Regions from separate parts of the Homo sapiens genome. Here region 2 is linked to region 1. Evidence: read pairs that join two places in POLR2A ChIA-PET (ENCODE). Cell type or tissue: OCI-LY7. All regions are shown on one strand. Links, peaks and the distances in the headings refer to the core of each region. The heading gives the core; the rest is flanking DNA. Region 1 has its middle 15 kb from the start of LINC01827. Region 2 has its middle 7.2 kb from the start of SLC39A10.

Evidence for each region. Peaks named below come from ENCODE experiments on the same cell type or tissue, not always from the same donor. Only the 100,000 strongest peaks of a DNase experiment are listed, where the experiment ranks them.
Region 2: POLR2A ChIA-PET joins it to region 1 with 12 read pairs; 29 of 35 experiments call an interaction of 5 or more read pairs at or near these places.

The regions. Positions count from the first base shown.
Region 1 is chr2:195,555,818-195,564,154 of GRCh38, forward strand. No RefSeq gene overlaps it. Among named protein-coding and RNA genes, the nearest start is that of LINC01827, 15 kb to the right of the region's middle. RefSeq lists an enhancer at 3,794-3,843. In OCI-LY7, for the core only: no CTCF peak of the experiment used is centred there; DNase peaks (open chromatin) are centred at 3,894, 5,664, 6,484, 7,594 and 1 weaker place; H3K4me3 peaks cover 4,359 bases; H3K27ac peaks cover 5,384 bases.
Region 2 is chr2:195,645,892-195,654,228 of GRCh38, forward strand. It overlaps a transcript of SLC39A10 not described here. Among named protein-coding and RNA genes, the nearest start is that of SLC39A10, 7.2 kb to the right of the region's middle. RefSeq lists an enhancer at 4,392-4,471. In OCI-LY7, for the core only: no CTCF peak of the experiment used is centred there; DNase peaks (open chromatin) are centred at 1,550, 3,950, 4,560 and 4,840; H3K4me3 peaks cover 1,671 bases; H3K27ac peaks cover 2,319 bases.

The DNA of each region.
Region 1 (8,337 bases), core at 156-8,155:
CTTGAGCAAATTACTTAACCTCCTGGTGGCTTAATTTATACATCTACAGAAGGGTAAATTACCACCTATGCTATTTACAGAGAGGATGAGGATTTACTTAACATAGTAATTAGTAGAATTCTATCATTTTGGTAAAATTCTAACTCAGCTGGAAATCTACACAGATTTAATTTATGGGAAATCTTAATACTGAAATAACTACTAATGTATTTTTTAAAGGAATTATCCAACTGTAAAATTGGCAAATGTTTCCCTTGGGCTAAACAAATGAATTTACTTTGTTGTAAACTCATCAGCTCACTGGATCAGACTATAGGACTAGAGAGTTCAAGGCCATAGGCATAGTTTCCACATTGCTGAGATACACACACAAAAACTATCTCTGCTATGACCTCAGTTGTATCCCTAATCACATCTCAATCTACTGCTTTATAATACATGGCACAGGTCAGCAAGGAATCTGGTTTGGCCTAAGAATGAGGATGCTTCAGTAATTCCTCTATCAGCATTATTGAAAAAAGCGATGCAAAACCCAAATCTTACTAACTGTATAGGTCAGTAAGATCACCTTTGTTTCATTACTGAAATCTAAGCCTCAGAAACATAGAGGTTTTTGTCTGTTTCTTTATTACCACATCTCAACCTCCTAGAACAATGCCTGATATTTAGTAAGCAATAAACACCTATTTAATAAATCAATTACTCTCAATCAGGAATTTGGAGCTTTCTTTCCTTCCATTCTCAAAGGAATTACAGGATTTTCCAGAAGACGATCATTAAAAAGCCTATTTTTGGATTGTTAGGTTATATAATGCAGTAAAATTGACATACATATTCAAAATATTTACAAATAAACAACGTAAGGACAACCCAGAAGCATTTTTATTCATTATGACATTGACTTATAGGGTGCTACTTTTGACTGTTTGCCCAAAGCCTTCCCAATTTATACCTGTTGACCTAACATAATTATTAATAACACCTTCTTTTATTATCAGGAAGTCTTACTTTTTTTGTTGTTTTTTTTTCTGAGGCGGAGTCTTTTTCTGTCACCAGGCTGGAGTGCAGTGACATGATCTCCACTCACTACAACCTCCACCTCCCGGGTTCAAGTGATTCTCCTGCTTCAGCCTCCCGAGTAGCTGGGACTACAGCGCGCACCACCATGCCTAACTAATTTTTGTATTTTTAGTAGAGATGGGGTTTCACCATGTTGGCCATGATGGTCTCAATCTCTTGATCTCGTGATCTGCCCACCTCAGCTTCCCAAAGTGCTGGGATCACAGGTGTGAGCCATCATGCCCCTCCAATAAAATGTATGCTTAATCCTACCTACTAACCTAAATACACACCAGGAAATTCAGAACCTATTCCTTTTGCAAGTTGACTTTCTCTAAGAAAAGCAAAAAGAAAAAACCTTGACATGATCCATCAGAATGTCTAATAGTAAAGACCAAAATGTACTGTGATATAGTGAAAAGAATAACAACATAGAAGTTTAAAAACTTGAAACATAGGCCGGGCACAGTGGCTCACACCTGTAATCCCAGCACTCTGAGAGTCCAAGGTAGGCGGATCACCTGAGGTCAGGAGCTCAAGACCAGCCGGGCCATGGTGAAACCCCGTCTCTACTAAAAATACAAAAAATTAACCGGGCATGGTGATGTGCGCCTGTAATCCCAGCTACTTGGCAGGCTGAGGCAAGGGAATCACTTGAACCCAGGAGGCAGAGGTTGCAGTGAGCTGAGATCTCACCATTGCACTCCAGCCTAGGCAACAAGAACAAAACTCCATCTAAAAAAAAAAAAAAAACTTGAAATATAGTCTAAATTGTGCCCACTAATTAGCTGGGTAACTTTGGAAAAAAATGTTTAAATGGGTCTCACTTTACACACTGAGGAAGGCAGGATTTATTGACCTAAACAAAAATCTTTAAGAGCCCTCTTGCTCTATTATTTTCTAATTCTTCAGTTTATCTATTGCATTTTCTCCTTTATTTTTATTATTTTTTGAAATATGATTTTTGGCACATTGATTTAATTTTCTAGTGGTTAAATTATTTGAGACATCATTTAAATTCTTTAAAAATCAGGCCAGGTGTAGTGGCTCATGACTGTAATTCCAGCACTTTGGGAGGCCAAGGCGGGCAGATCACTTGAGGTCAGGAGTTTGAGACCAGCCTGGCCAACATAGTGAAATCCCATCTCTACTAAATAAATAAATAAATAATTTAAAAATCTAAAAAGGAGGCAAGCATGGAGGCTCACACCTGTAATCTCAGCTACTTAGGAGACAAAGGCAGGAGGATCACTTGAGTTCAGGAGTTTGAGACCAGCCTTGGCAATATAGCAAGAAACCATCTCTAAAAAAAAAAAAAAAAATGAAAAGAAAAGAAACAAAAAAAACTAAAAAGGATATAAACTTTTGATTCTAATGCTTTATATAGCAAACATATGATTTAGAATAATTTAAATTATTACATTCAAAATATGTGTTTACTTCAAATATATTTTCAGAAACCTTAAACAATAAAAGTAAATAAATAATGCTTTTTAGCCTCATCCATCTAAAAGCAGGTAGATGGGGAGATGACTCATGACCCAGAACCCCAAGATTCTCAGGTCATGGTCACCTTTTGCCACTCTCACCACCACCTCCAACAAAGCAGTGGAAAAGCCTATATGCTGACCTTGTGGTCCAAGGAGATTTAAAGTGTGGTGGGGCATTGTGGGTTGAACAGTATCCCCAAAAAGATTTGCTCAAGTCTGAACCCCTAAAACCTACAAATGGGACCTTATTTGGAAACAAATAAGAGCCTCGGTGATATAATCAAGTTAAGATGAGGTTATACTGCATTAGAGTATATTTACGGAAAGAGGTATGAACATTCTGACAATCAGTATACACTACTGGTAGGAGTGTAAATTCGTTCAACCCTTGTGAAAAGCAGCATGGCAATTCCTCAAAGAGCTAAAAGCAGAACTACCATTCTACCCAGCAATCCCATATATATCCAGAAGAATATAAATCATTCTACCATAAAGACACACACATGCAAATGTTTATTGCAGCACTATTCACAATAGCAAAGATATAGAATCAACCCAAATGACCATCAATGACAGATTGGATAAAGAGAATGTGATACTTATATACCAGGGAATACTATGCAGCTATAAAAAAAGAACAAGATCATGTCTTTTGCGGGAACATGGATGGAGCTGGAGACTATTATCCTTAGCAAACTAATGGAGGAACAGAAAACCAAATACAATATGTTCTCACTTATAAGTAGGAGCTAAATGATAAGAACTACGAACACAAAGAAGGAAACAAAAGACACTGGGACCTACTTAAGTGGGGAGGGCATCAGGAGGGAAAGAAGCAGAAAAGGTAACTATTGGGTACTTGGCCTAACACTTGGATGATAAAATAATGCATACAACAAACTCCCATGACATTGGTTTACCTATGTAACAAACCTTCCCATGTACCCCACAAACCTAAAATTAAAAGTTTAAACAAGGGGAAAATTTAGACATACACAGAGACAGGGCCATTTGATGATGGAGACAGAGATTGGAGGGTTGCAGCTGCAAGCCAAGCAATGCCAAAAATGTCAGCAAGCACCAGAAGCTAGGGGAGCGGCCCAGGTCAGTTTCTCCCTTAGGGCCTCCAAAAGGAACCAACCCTACCAACGCTGATTTTAGACTCCCAGCCTCCACAACCGTGAAACAAATACAGATGTTTAAGCAACCCAGTTTGTGGTGTCTTGTTACAGCAGCCCTAGGAAACTAAAACTGGGAGCATCAAAGCCATTTCCTGCTCTATTGTGTCCTCGTCCCACAGATGAGCCTAGAAATGCCTGACTTGGCTATGTAAAAATACAGAGAACTTGCCACTTTCATGAGAGGCTGACTGCTCATGAACTGTCACAGGACAGGTGCACTTCATCAGCCTCAGCTCATGCTTTACTCATGGTCTTTGTTGGTTCCTTTGAAAGCAGGATGTGGTTTGCCCCAGCTTCCCTCCTTCTTGGAACCAGCATGTAACGCATACTTGTTTTGAGAGTTTTTTTTTTATTATTATTACTATTGCAGAGAAACAGGGCTTTAAAAAGATTCAAAAGCATTTCAAAACTATGAAAATCTCCCAAATATATAAGTGGTATATGTGGGCTTTGCTGAGATGTCATTGCAGTTTGGCCTGTTTATTGTCATCTGGTACCTGCTCCATAAGGATGACAGTTATTATTTGTAGAATCATTCCATGAGCCACTTCTAAAGATGCAGCTTTATTAGGCCACTGAAAATGGAAAGATGAGATACAGTCTCTGATCTCACAGAAATTACACTTCAGAAGGGACAGAAATATTTAAGCAAATCAGGGCAATAGGTGTTAAAAATTAAAAAGTGTACGTGGCATATTGAGGTGGCATAAGTTAGGTATCATTAATAATTTCAAGAATAAAATGATCTTGAATTGAGATTTGGAAAATATAGATATTTGTCAAGTAGGCGAGGCGAGAAAGGGCATTCCAGCATGGGCAATGGTCCAGGTATGTACACACACATACACACTCACACACACATTGGCAAATTTGAGGGAACTGCAAGTAGTTTATTGTGGGTAGAGTAATATAAAATAGAATTGAAAGCAAGTTTTTTAAAATGAGCCTAAGGGAATACGATAGTAGCAAGAGAGAACTTTGTTCAGAAAATTATTGCATACGTTTCTATTTTTTTTTTCTTGTTTTTGAGACAGGGTCTCACTCAGTCGCCCAGGCTGGAGTGCAGTGGCAAGATCTCAGCTCACTGCAGCCTTGACCTCCCGAGCTCAAGCGTTCCTGCCACCTCAGCCTCCCAAGTAAGTTTCTGAGACTATAGGTGTGCGACACGAAGCCCAGCTAATTTTTTTTTTTTTTTTTTTTTTTTTTGTAGAGACTGGGTTTTGCCATGTTGCTCAGGCTGGTTTTAAACTCCTGAGCTCAAGTGGTCTGCCCACCTCAGCCTCCCAAAGTGCTAGGATTACAGGTGTGAGCCACCATATCCAGCCAGGTTTCTATAGTTTTTTTTTAATAGGTAGCTTTCACATGTGACTCCATGCATCAGAGTAGGTAATTCAAAGAAGAGAACCTCATCAGTTAAGACTCACAATATCATAAGGTAAAAACTAATCCTTTGCTCAAAAGAATGAGAAAAATATTTACTATAATCCCAAAGTGTAGTTGTGGTGGCAGAAGGGAAGAAGAGAAAGGAACAGAAATGAAACAAAAATGATCAGGAGGTAGAGTACACTGGACAAAATAACTGTAGGATGGCTCCCAGTTTTCTTGCATTGGTGACAAGGAGAATGGAGACACTGTAAGCTAAAGGCAAGAAAGACAGTGAGTTCAGTTGTGGGAATATCAACTGTTTAATACCCTATGGGGAAATACTAGTAAAGTTGTCCAGTGAGCATCAGGGATGACGAACTCAGATGACAGGCATGATTGGAATTAGAGATATCAAATGAGCTTATAGTTAGAAGTTGAAGCTAAAAAAAAAAAATGGATAAGCTCAGTCAAATGGGCTTGTAGACTAAGAAAAGAAGGTATGTAATGATTAAGAGCATAGGCTCTGGAGCCAAAATGCTAGCGTCTGGATCATAGCTCCATTACTAGCTAGCCATGTGATCTTAGGCAAATTAACTTCTCTGTTTCAGTTCCTGCAATTATGAGGTTGTGAAAATTAACTGAGTTATTTTATGTAATGTACTTAGAAGTGTGCCTGACCCATAGTAAATATTCAATAATCTGTGAAGAGAGAAAATGGGGACATGGGAAAAGAGAGAGGCAGAGACAGAAAAAGATTGGTGAGAAAGACAGCCAAGGAAAAAAGCGCAATGAAAAGCAGTATACAAGCAGTGGACAAAGAGAAGGGGGCTATAAGAAAGGCTGGAAAGGTGCTAAAGGACGAAAGAAATTAAAACCAGCAAGGAATGTAAGAATCTCAAGATGAAGTGTTGGTTCAAAAGTTGGATCTTGCTGGGTGCGGTGGCTCACGCCTGTAATCCCAGAACTTTGAGAGGCAAGGCAGGCAAATCACTTGAGGTCAGGAGTTCAAGACCAGCCTGGCCAACATGGTGAAGCCCTGACTCTACTAAAAGTACAAAAATTAGCCAGGCATGGTGGAGTGTGCCTGTAATCCCAGCTACTCGGGAAGCTGAGGCACGAGAACTGCTTAAACCCAGGAGGTGGAGGTTGCAGTGAGCGGAGATCTGGCCACTGCACTCCAGCCTGGGCAACAGAGTGACACCCTGTCTCAAAAAAAAAAAAAAAAAAAAAAAAAAAAAGACATTAAGAGTCCACCGGATTGGTATTTGGGTCAGTAGGAGCTCTCCGAGAGTACAGCACAAAAGCAGAAGCAGATGTGTGGGAGGTGTGGGAGGCCACTGCACAACCTCCTCACTAGCCTCCTGCTGTTTTTACCTACTTGTGTGTGTACCTAATAGAATTTTTCTTGATATGAAGGTGCAACCTGAAGATTTAGCATTTTCTTTCAATTTAGTCAGCTTCCTGTTTTTCATGCAAATTGGTCTGGAGAGAGCCGTTTTAAGTAGATAAAACAAATTCGCAAAAATTGTATTACTTGTATTATCACCTTCCCCAGTTCCACCACTATCAGTCAACATCGCCTGCTCTTTCCCAAGGATAACAGTGATGATGGCAGAGAAACAGCAGAGACAATAAGAAAATGCCAAAACAAAAATATAAGAAGATAGAATAAGAACCTGTCTCAATAACTCCACAGCGCTGGAGCGGGAACATCTGTGTATGTGAAAATGTGTTAGGATATGTGTTTCACATGCCGATTTCCAGGCCCTGCTTTCAGAGAGATCAGGGAATCTGGATTCTAACACATCTTCCATGTGATTCTGATGCAAGCAGCCTAGGAAGCTGACTTTTCAAAATAATCACTCAGAAGTGTGTAAATATATTGAGTAAATATACTTTCATTATAAGATCAGAGATAACACAAAAGCAAGGCAAGATATTTCATGGTACTTAGTCCCACACTTAAAGTATTCCTAAACAGAAGTGTTTCTCAAGCTTTAAGGATTGTTAAAATACAGATTGCTGAGCCCCACACTATTTCTGACTCCGTAGGTCTAGAATGTGGTCCAAGAATTAGCTGTAACACGCTCACGGGTGACCGTGTGTTGAGAACTCCTGCTTCATTGAATTCTAGCAGTCCCTGGGTGTGCGTGGCCTTAGGGTAGGCGGGTAACAGGGATGAGTCCCAGGACACCGCGCACCCCCCCGCCCCCCTCCCCCCACTTCCCCCGCCCTCTCCACCCACCGCCACCCCCCACCCGCTCCCCACCCCGCCTCTCCCCACCCCCTAGGGCCCCCCGCCCCTCCCCATCCCCCCATCCCCCGCCCCCACACCTCCCCCGCCCCCCACACCTCCCCGGCCCCTCCGCCCCCCCCGCCCCCGCACAACGTCAAATCCGCACATACACAAGTCTTGCAGTTGACCCTGCCCAAGCTGTGAATGTGAAATGCTGGCCCTCCATACACACAGGGTTCCTATCCCACCAATGCTGTTTTCCATCAGCATTTGGTTGAAAAGAATCCGCGTATAAGCAAGCCTGCGCAGTTCAAACCCCTGTTGTTTAGAGTCAACTTACTTTGCTCTCCTCTGTCAGCAATATGAAGAAAATCATGCTGGTCATTATATATATATATTTTTAAAACATTAAAAAATAGGCTGGGCATGGGGCTCACACCTGTAATTCTAGCACTTGGGGAGGCGAGGCGGGAGGATTGCTTGAGCCCAGGAGTTCCAGACCAGCGTGGGCAACACAGACACTGTCTCTATTAAAAAAAAAAAAAAAAAAAAAAAAAGCATAAAAGATAAAGTAATTCTTTGTTTGTTTGTTTGTTTGTTTTTGAGACGGAGTCTCACTCTGTCACCCAGGCTGGAGTGCAGTGGCGTGATCTCCACTCACTGCAACCTCCGCCTCCCGGGGTTCAAGTGATTCTTCTGCCTCAGCCACCCGAGTGACTGGGATTACAGGCACCCGCCACCACGCCTGGCTAATTTTTATATTTTAGTAGAGATGGGGTTTCACCATGTTGGCCAGGCTGGTCTTCAACTCCTGACCTCAAGTGATCCGCCAGCCTCAGCCTCCCAAAGTGCTGGGATTGCTGGCGTGAGCCACCTCGCCCAGCCGAAAAATAAAGTAATTCTGATCCATGGTGGTAAGTGTCACACAGCCTTATATACTAAAGCAGGAGAATGATTTCACACATGGATTATATCAGGTGGTCTCAAGGCCAGCCCAGGTAGGTCA
Region 2 (8,337 bases), core at 150-8,149, 90 kb after region 1:
GCCACAGGAAATAAGTTAGAAGAGATGGTGTTCAGATTTGATTCTATCTTTTTTTCTTTGTTTGTTTTTGAGATGGGGTCTCACTCTGTGTCAAAAAAAAGGCTGGAGTGCAGTGGCACAATCACAGCTCACTGCAGCCTTGACCTCCAGGCTCAAGCGATCTTCCCACCTCAGCTCCTGAGTAGCTGGGACTACAAGCGTGCACCACCATGCCTGGCTAATTTTTGAATTTTTTGTAGAGATGGGATTTTGCCGTGTTGCCCAGGCTGGTCTTGAACTCCTGGCCTCAAGCGATCCGCCCACCTCAGCCTCCCAAAGTGTTGGGATTACAGATGTGAGCCAGCACACTCAACAATTCTTTTTATTTTATTTTTTTATTTACTTAAGCGTACCCTGATGTGCCCAGCAATTCTATCTTCTTGAAACTTCTGCAGTTCAACAATTTCTCTTTATCCACTGTCACTTCTCACATGGGTTGTCCCTATCACAGTTTCCTAATTGTTTTAATTTCCTATTGCTGCTATAACACATTACCACATATGTGGTGGCTTCAAACAATACAAATTTGTTATGCAGCTCTGTAGGTCTGACACGAATTTCACTGAGCCAAAACCAGGGTGTCAGCAGGGCCACGTTTCTTCTGGAGGCTCTAAGGAGGAATCCATTTCCTGTTTTTCTAGCTTTAGAGGCTACCCACATTCCTTAGTTCAGGGGTCCTCACCCCCCACCCACCTCCCCCCACCACCAACCCCCTACAGACCCGGTAAGGCCGGTAGGGCCTTTTAGGAACACTGCTGCACAGCAGGAGGTGAGCGGAGGGTGAGCGAGCATTACCGCCTGAGCTTTGCCTCCTATCAGATAAGCAGCAGCATTAAATTCTCATGGGAGCACGAACCCTATGGTGAACCGTGCCTGTGAGGGATCTAGGTTGCACACTGCTTATGAGAATCTAATGCCTGATCATCTCAGGTGGAGCAGTTTCATCCCGAAGCCATCCCCCTGCCATCTGTGGAAAAAGTGTCTTCTAGGAGACTGGTCCCTGGCGCCAAAAAGGTTGGGGGACTGCTGCCTTAGCTTGTGGCTCCCTTTATTCAGCATCATTTTATCTCTCTGAGTGTCATTTCTCTTTATCTTCCTCTGACTCTCCTCTTCTTCCCTCTTCCATTTTTAGAGTCTCTTATGATTAAATCGGGCCCATTTGGATAATTGAAACTAATTTGTTCATTTCGAGGTCAGTTGGTTAGCAACTTTAATTCCATCTCCAGCCTTTGTACCCTTTGCCATGTAATCTACATGTTCATAGGATCCAGGGATTAGCATGTGGATGTCTTTATGGGGGAGGCATTATTCTGTCTACCACCCTAGTCGTATGATAATATGATTTCCCTTCTTGCCCATGATCACGTCACTTGCCCACCGAAAATTCTTCAATGGCCCTTGTTGCCCTCAGGGTAGCATTCAGACTCATTCAGGCTCCTTAATGTGATACACAAAGGCCTTCCTTACCAGTCCTGTCTCATCTCTCCCAACTCCCCATGCCCAAAACACACAACAAGATTGTGTGTTTCACTTCCCCAAACTGAAAACCAGGCATTCACTCATCTCATTCATCTGCTTGTTTGCTCTTTTCCCAGCCTTTTATCTGACTCTACTACTCATCCATAAGTCAGACTTCAGATGTGACTTCCTTTGGGAAGCCTGAGTGTATCCCCAAATTTTGGCCTTTGCTACCGTTGCAAGCTATACCTATATCTAACATAGCACTTGCCATGCGATACTGTAATTATCTCTTTAATTACCATCCACCACCACCACCACCACCACCACCACGAGACTACAGGCAACTTAAGGGTCAGCCTCTCATTTGTTCACCCTTGTATCAGTTACTTATCAGAGTGGCTTGCACACAATAAAAACACAAACTTTCTATTTTTTAAAGCAACCCTATTAACTGAGAAGCACAAACTTTTGCTTAAAGATATATCCCTTAATATTTATGTGTCTCTTTTTCCAAGACAGACTTATAGAGGATGTAGAGTCATATAAATCTAAGGACTGAAAAGTAAATGTACCTTTAATCCTCCAAATGGATTTCATTTAATTAATGAATTAATTTACTGAGGCAAGGTCCCACTCTGTCACCCAGGCTAGAATGCAGTGACAAAATCATGGCTCACTGCAGCCTCCACCTCCTGGGCTCCAGTGATCCTCTTGCTTCACCCTCCCGAGTAGCTGGGACCACAGGTGTGTGACACCATGCCCATCTAATTTTTAAAACAATTTTTTTGTACAGAAGAGGTCTCGCTATGTTGTCCAGACTGGTCTTGAACTCCTGGGCTCAAGCGATCCTCCCATCTTGGCCTCCGCCTATGCTGGAATTATAGGTGAGCTACTGAACTCGGCCCTTATCTGGCTTCTTATATCAAGACTGTGCACAGGTCACTATTTTTGCAAGAATTTCTATACCACTTCCTCTGAAAATGTTGGTAATTTAAAAAAGAAACAGCCAGACATGGTGGCTCACACCTGTAATTCCAACACTTTGGGAGATGGAGGTCGGCCAATTGCTTGAGCCCAGGAGTTCAAGACCAGTCTGGGCAACATGATGAAACTGTGTCTCTACAAAAAATTCAAAAATTAGCCAGGCATGGTGGTGCATGCCTGTGGTCCCAGCTACTCAGGAGGCTGAGGTGGGAGGATCACTTGAGTTTGGGAGGTCGAGGCTGCAGTGAGCCAAGAGATAGTGACACTGTATACTCCAGCCTGGGCAACAGAGCTAGACCCTATCTCAAAAAAACAAAAATAAAAATAGGTTGGATAATGTAAGAGTTAAGAACAGAGACTCTAGAGCCAGCCTGGGATCCTGGCTCTGCCATATTTTATGTAACCATCTCAGTTTTCTTCATTTGTGAAATAGACACAGTAATATCCACCTCAGAGGGTTACTGTAGAATTAAATGAGTTCCATTTAGAGCATTTAAATGGTGCCTGGCACATTTTAAATAATACCGCTTCATGTGGTTAGGGTGGGAAGGAAGATTGTAAAACATAAATGCTTAGAGAAAGCAACTGTCGTTGTAATTAAAATGAAACTTGGGTGTGATGAAATCATTGGAGGCTGTAGGTGAGATCATCTATGAGAAAGAAAAAGCCAAGCATGATGGGTCGCTAACCACCGGGCACTGCCAGAAGCATTTCTCATGAAACATTAGGAAGTTTCCAAATCTTCTCTAAAGACGTGTGCTTGAAAAAACAAAACAAAAAAAGAATGACAACAACAACAAAAAGATATGTGCTGGAAAGAAGAGATGGGATTCTATGAAGAATGTGAAAGTGGCTTATTGTATGAAATACAAAATATAATCCAAGCTTTACCTAGAAATAGTACAAGAAAAATTCAGAAATCCCTGCAAGCTATTCTTGTTTTGACAATTCATTTCTTGCCTTCCCTAATATTTAGAATTTTGCTGCATTGTTGCCATCAAATATTTTTTAAGAAATAAAGGTAAGCAGTATTTGCTAAGACAGAACACGTGTGTCTTGATTTTAGAAGATGTACTTGATTATTTTCATAAATGTCAGGTGTGAAATGGGTCACCTTATTAATTAAAGCCTTAGGCAAAATTTGAAATTTGATCTTATGTGATGACATTTTAAAATGGATGTATTAATTTCAACCAGTTTAACAAATGAGCCTTTTTAAAAAAATTTACGTGGTAACTTATTGTTAATTCATTTCCATGTTGACAGTTTTCCTTAAATTGAAGTGTAATCACCCACAAATACTTTTGAAGTTTGCCATATTCATGTGGATATTTATGCCACTTTTTTCTAATTCCTTTGGACTAGGAGTTATGTTCTGAAAAGTCAATTTCTGCTGTGCCAGTAGAGTTGCAAACGACCTAAAATGGCTACCTACCACACCTGTTTTTCTTCATCTTACTACTCTGTGAGTGAATGAGCTTGCCTGGAAGCAAGATTGAGAAGTTAGCAATTTGTCTACAGTTTTTCTTCTTTCCCTTTGTACCACACTACCCTCAAGAATCTAGACAACCGTGTTTTCTCTTTTCTTAGAACTTCCTCTTTAGAAAAAACCTAAGGAAAATATATTCTCACGGAGGTATAAATAGGTAATACAACTGTAGCAATTTCCCTCCAAGTTCTTCCGGTTTCAAGGCCCAGGGATGAAATGCTAACTGTGTAATTGTAGGAATTGGCAAGTACACTAAAAATACAAAAAATTAGCCGGGCATGGTGGTGGGCAGCTGTAGTCCCAGCTACTCAGGCGGCTGAGGTGGGAAAATGGCATGAACCCGGGAGGCGGAGCTTGCAGTGAGCCGAGATCCCACCACTGCACTCCAGCCTGGGCGACAGAGATGGACTCCTCCTCCAAAAAAAAAAAAAAAAGAAAAGAAAAAAATTGGTTTAGGGTGAGAAGTCTTCATGGCACTATGACGTGGGCAAATGTGTGGTCAACGTGTTAGTCTGGCTCTGGCTCTGAGTTTTTTGCTTTTGTTCATTCTTCTGAGTAGGTCTTTCTCTTTCTCTTGAGCCTGGTCTCATCTGTATTTTCGAAAGGACTTGCCATGGTCAATCAGAGGCTTTAAGCTTCTCTGTTATTGTCTGTCTTCCAGGAGAGATGCCTAATGCTAACACCTTTTATTTGTATTGCCATGGCAATACAAACCCTTAAACTAAGGGTTCTGGTTATTCTTAGGTTAGGATCATGTAGGCAGATCATAAAAAAGTTAATTTTTCTCCCCTGGGTGAGAAGTTGCTTAAATTTTTGTGTCAATTGTTTCATTTCTCCAATCTATTTTTGTCTCTGCAAATAGCCTGAAACTCGGTTTTATTGCACAAGCCTACCAATTCAGAATGATCTCAGGCGCATCAGACAAGTTTGTCCCTCACCAGAGTTGTATTGGTTTATTTCTCCCTGCCTTCGTGTGCCCATCTCAAAATGGTGGGGTCTGTGGAAGAGGATGGCCTTCCCAGATATGCAATTTTTGCTCTTTAGAAAGGAGTTTAAAAAAAAAAAAAATCCCAGCTACTGTGGGTGGGGAAGGCGAAGGAGGTGGGAGGTGGAAGGATTTTGCTTGAGCCTGGGAGGTTGAGTCTGCAGTGAGCTGTGATTGCACCACTGCACTCCAGCCTGGGAGACAGAATGAGACCCCGTCTCAAAAAAAATGTTTTTTTTTTTTTATTTAGAAAGGAGTATAAGGGGAGCTGTGCTCCTCTAGTGAGAACTCCCATGGACTTCTAAAGGCCCATTTATCCTACCTTAGTCTTTAGAGCTTGCCAAAAATGAGATGGTAGAGCCATAATTTCTCAGGGATCAGAAAAAGACTACCGCATGGGTCCAACTTCCCCATTCTGACAGTGTGTTTGCCGTGTTAGATGTTACACAGTGCCACAGGTCTCGAATAATGGAAATAATTTGTATCCTTTAAATATCTCTGGCATCAGTTTTAGAGCTGGAGCTTCAATCCCCAGGCTGAAATAGTCTCTAAAAATGAATAGTAGCTATTAAGTTTGAGGCCTCAGTTTGGAATTTTACCTACATATTGCTGACATCTTCCTTTCCCAAATCTCTTTTTTTTTGAGACAGAGTCTTGCCATGTCACCCAGGCTGGAAAGCAGGGGCATGATCTCGGCTCACTGCAACCTCCATCTCCCAGGATCAAGCGATTCTCCTGCTTCAGCCTCCCAAGTAGCTAGGATTGCAGGCGCTTGCCATCACATCCAGCTAATTTTTGTATTTTTAGTAGAGATGGGTTTTCATCATGTTGGCCAGGCTGGTCTTGAACTCCTGACCTCAAGTGATCCACCCGCTTTGGCCTCCCAAAGTGCTGGGATTACAGGTGTGAGCCACTGCCCATGGCCCCCTTTTCCAAATCTTAACACCTGTTCTGGTACTTAATATCCCCACACCCCACCACATTGGTACAGCAATATAATTTAGTCTTCCTTGTACTCCTAATGACTTCATCAATGAAAAGAGTCAAATTCTGTAACTTATTTGAAGATATTTTTTTCTGAGCCAAACATGAGTGACCAATGGCCTGTCACACAACCCCAGGAAATCCTTAGAATGTGTGCCCAAGGTGGTAGTTAAGCAACAGCTTGGTTTTATACATTTTAGGGAGATATAAGACACAATACATGTACGATGTACATTGGTTTGGTCCAGAAAAGTGGGACAACTGGAAGCAGGGGCTGGTTCCAGGTCTTAGGTGGATTCGAAGATTTTCTGATTGGCAGTTGGTTGAAATAGTTTATCTACAGACCTGGAATCAATATGAGGGAGTGTCTGGGTTAAGATAAGGGGCTATGTAGAACTTGGGGATAAGTAGTCAGAAAAGAAATAAAATTTAGCCTAGGCGTGGTGGCTAACACTTGTAATACCAGCACTTTGGGACGCCGAGGCGGGTGAATCACTTGAGGTCAGGAGTTTGAAAACAGCCTGGCCAACATGGAGAAAACCCGTCTCTCCCCCAAAATACAAAAACTAGCTGGGCGTGGTGGTAGGTGCCTGTAATCCCAGCTACTCGGGAGGCTGAGGCAGGAGAATCGCCTGAGCCTGGGAGGCAGAGGTTGCAGTGAGCCGAGATCTCGCCACTGCACTCCAGCCTGGGCAACAGAGTGAGACTCATCTTAAAAAAAAAAAAAAAAAGAAAGAAAATTTTAAAAAAAAGATAAGGGGTTATGGAGACCAAGGTTCTTATTATGCCGATGAAGCCTCCACCTAGCAGGCTTCAGAGAGAATAAATTGTGTTTCTTACCAGACTTTAAAAGACGCCAGACTCAGTTAATTCTCTCCTGGATCAGGGAAGAGACTTGGAAAGGGAAGGGGATTCTCTACAGCAGGGGTCCCCCAGCCACTAGACTGGTTCGGGTGCATGGCCTGTTAGGAACGGGGCCACACAGCAGGAGGTGAGTGTCAGGCAGTGAGCATTACTGCCTGAGTTCCACCTCCTGTCAGATCAATGGTGGCATTAGATTCTCATAGGAGCACAAACCCTATTGTGAACTGTGTATGTGAGGGATCTAGGTTGTGCAGTCCTTATGAGAATCTAACTAATGCCTGATAATCTGAGGTGGAACAGTTTCATCCCAAAACCATCCCCACCCACCCCCATCTGTGGAAAAATTGTCTTCCAGGAAACCAGTCTCTGGTGCCAAAAAAAGTTGGGGACTGCTGCTCTATAGAATGTAGATGTTTCCCACAAGAGACAGTTTTGCAAGGCCATTTCAAAACATGTCAAAGAAATATATTTTGGAGAAAAATACTTAGAATTCTTTCAGAGCCTGCTATCTGTCATGTTGGTATCATTGCTACAAAAAGTCTCTTTCATCAGTCTTAAGGTCTGTTTTAATGTTAATACTGGTCATCTGTGCCTGAATTTTTTTTTTTTTTTTTGAGACAGAGTCTTCTTCTGTCACCCAGGCTGGAGTGCAATGGCACAATCTCAACTCACTGCAACCTCTGCCTCCTGGGTTCAAGCGAGTCTCCCTGCCTTAGCCTCCCGAGTAGCTGGGATTACAGGTGCCCGCCACCATGCCTGGCTAATTTTTGTTATTTTTAGTAGAGATGGGATTTTGCCATGTTGGCCAGCTGGTCTCGAACTCCTGACCTCAGGTGATCCACCCGCCTTGGCCTCCATAAGTGCTGGGATTACAAGCGTGAGCCACCACACTCGGCCTGTGCCTGAATTTTAAAGTGAGGAGAATATAATGAGGCATGTTTAACCATCCATTCCCATCATGCCTGGTACTAGTGTTTCAGGTTAACTTTGGAATGCCCTTGGCAAAGAAGAAGTGACCATTCAGTTAGTTGGGAGGCTTAAAATTTTATTTTTGGTTCACAGCCTCTCTAGGCATAGCTTTGTCTAAAGTAAACTTTTAGGCCATGTAAAAGTAACAGTTTAAACTGGAGATGAATTTAGGAAGGGGTCTTTATCATTGGTTATTACTAATCTTGAATCACGGAAAGAACAAGTGAGTTTGAAAGGCCTGATTTCTTAGAATTAGTCGTGTTCTTTTTTTTGTTTGTTTTGTTTTTTTGAGACGGAGTTTTGCTCTTGTTGCCCAGGCTGGAGTGCAATGGCATGATCTCGGCTCACCGCAACCTCCACCTCCCAGGTTCAAGCGATTCTCCTGCCTCAGCCTTCCCAAGTAGCTGGGATAATAGGCATGTGCCACCAAGCCTGGCTAATTTTGTATTTTTAGTAGAGATGGGGTTTCTCCGTGTGGGACAGGCTGGTCTCAAACTCCGGACCTCAGGTGATCCGCCCACCTCAGCCTCCCGAAGTGCTGGGATTACAGGCGTGAGCCACC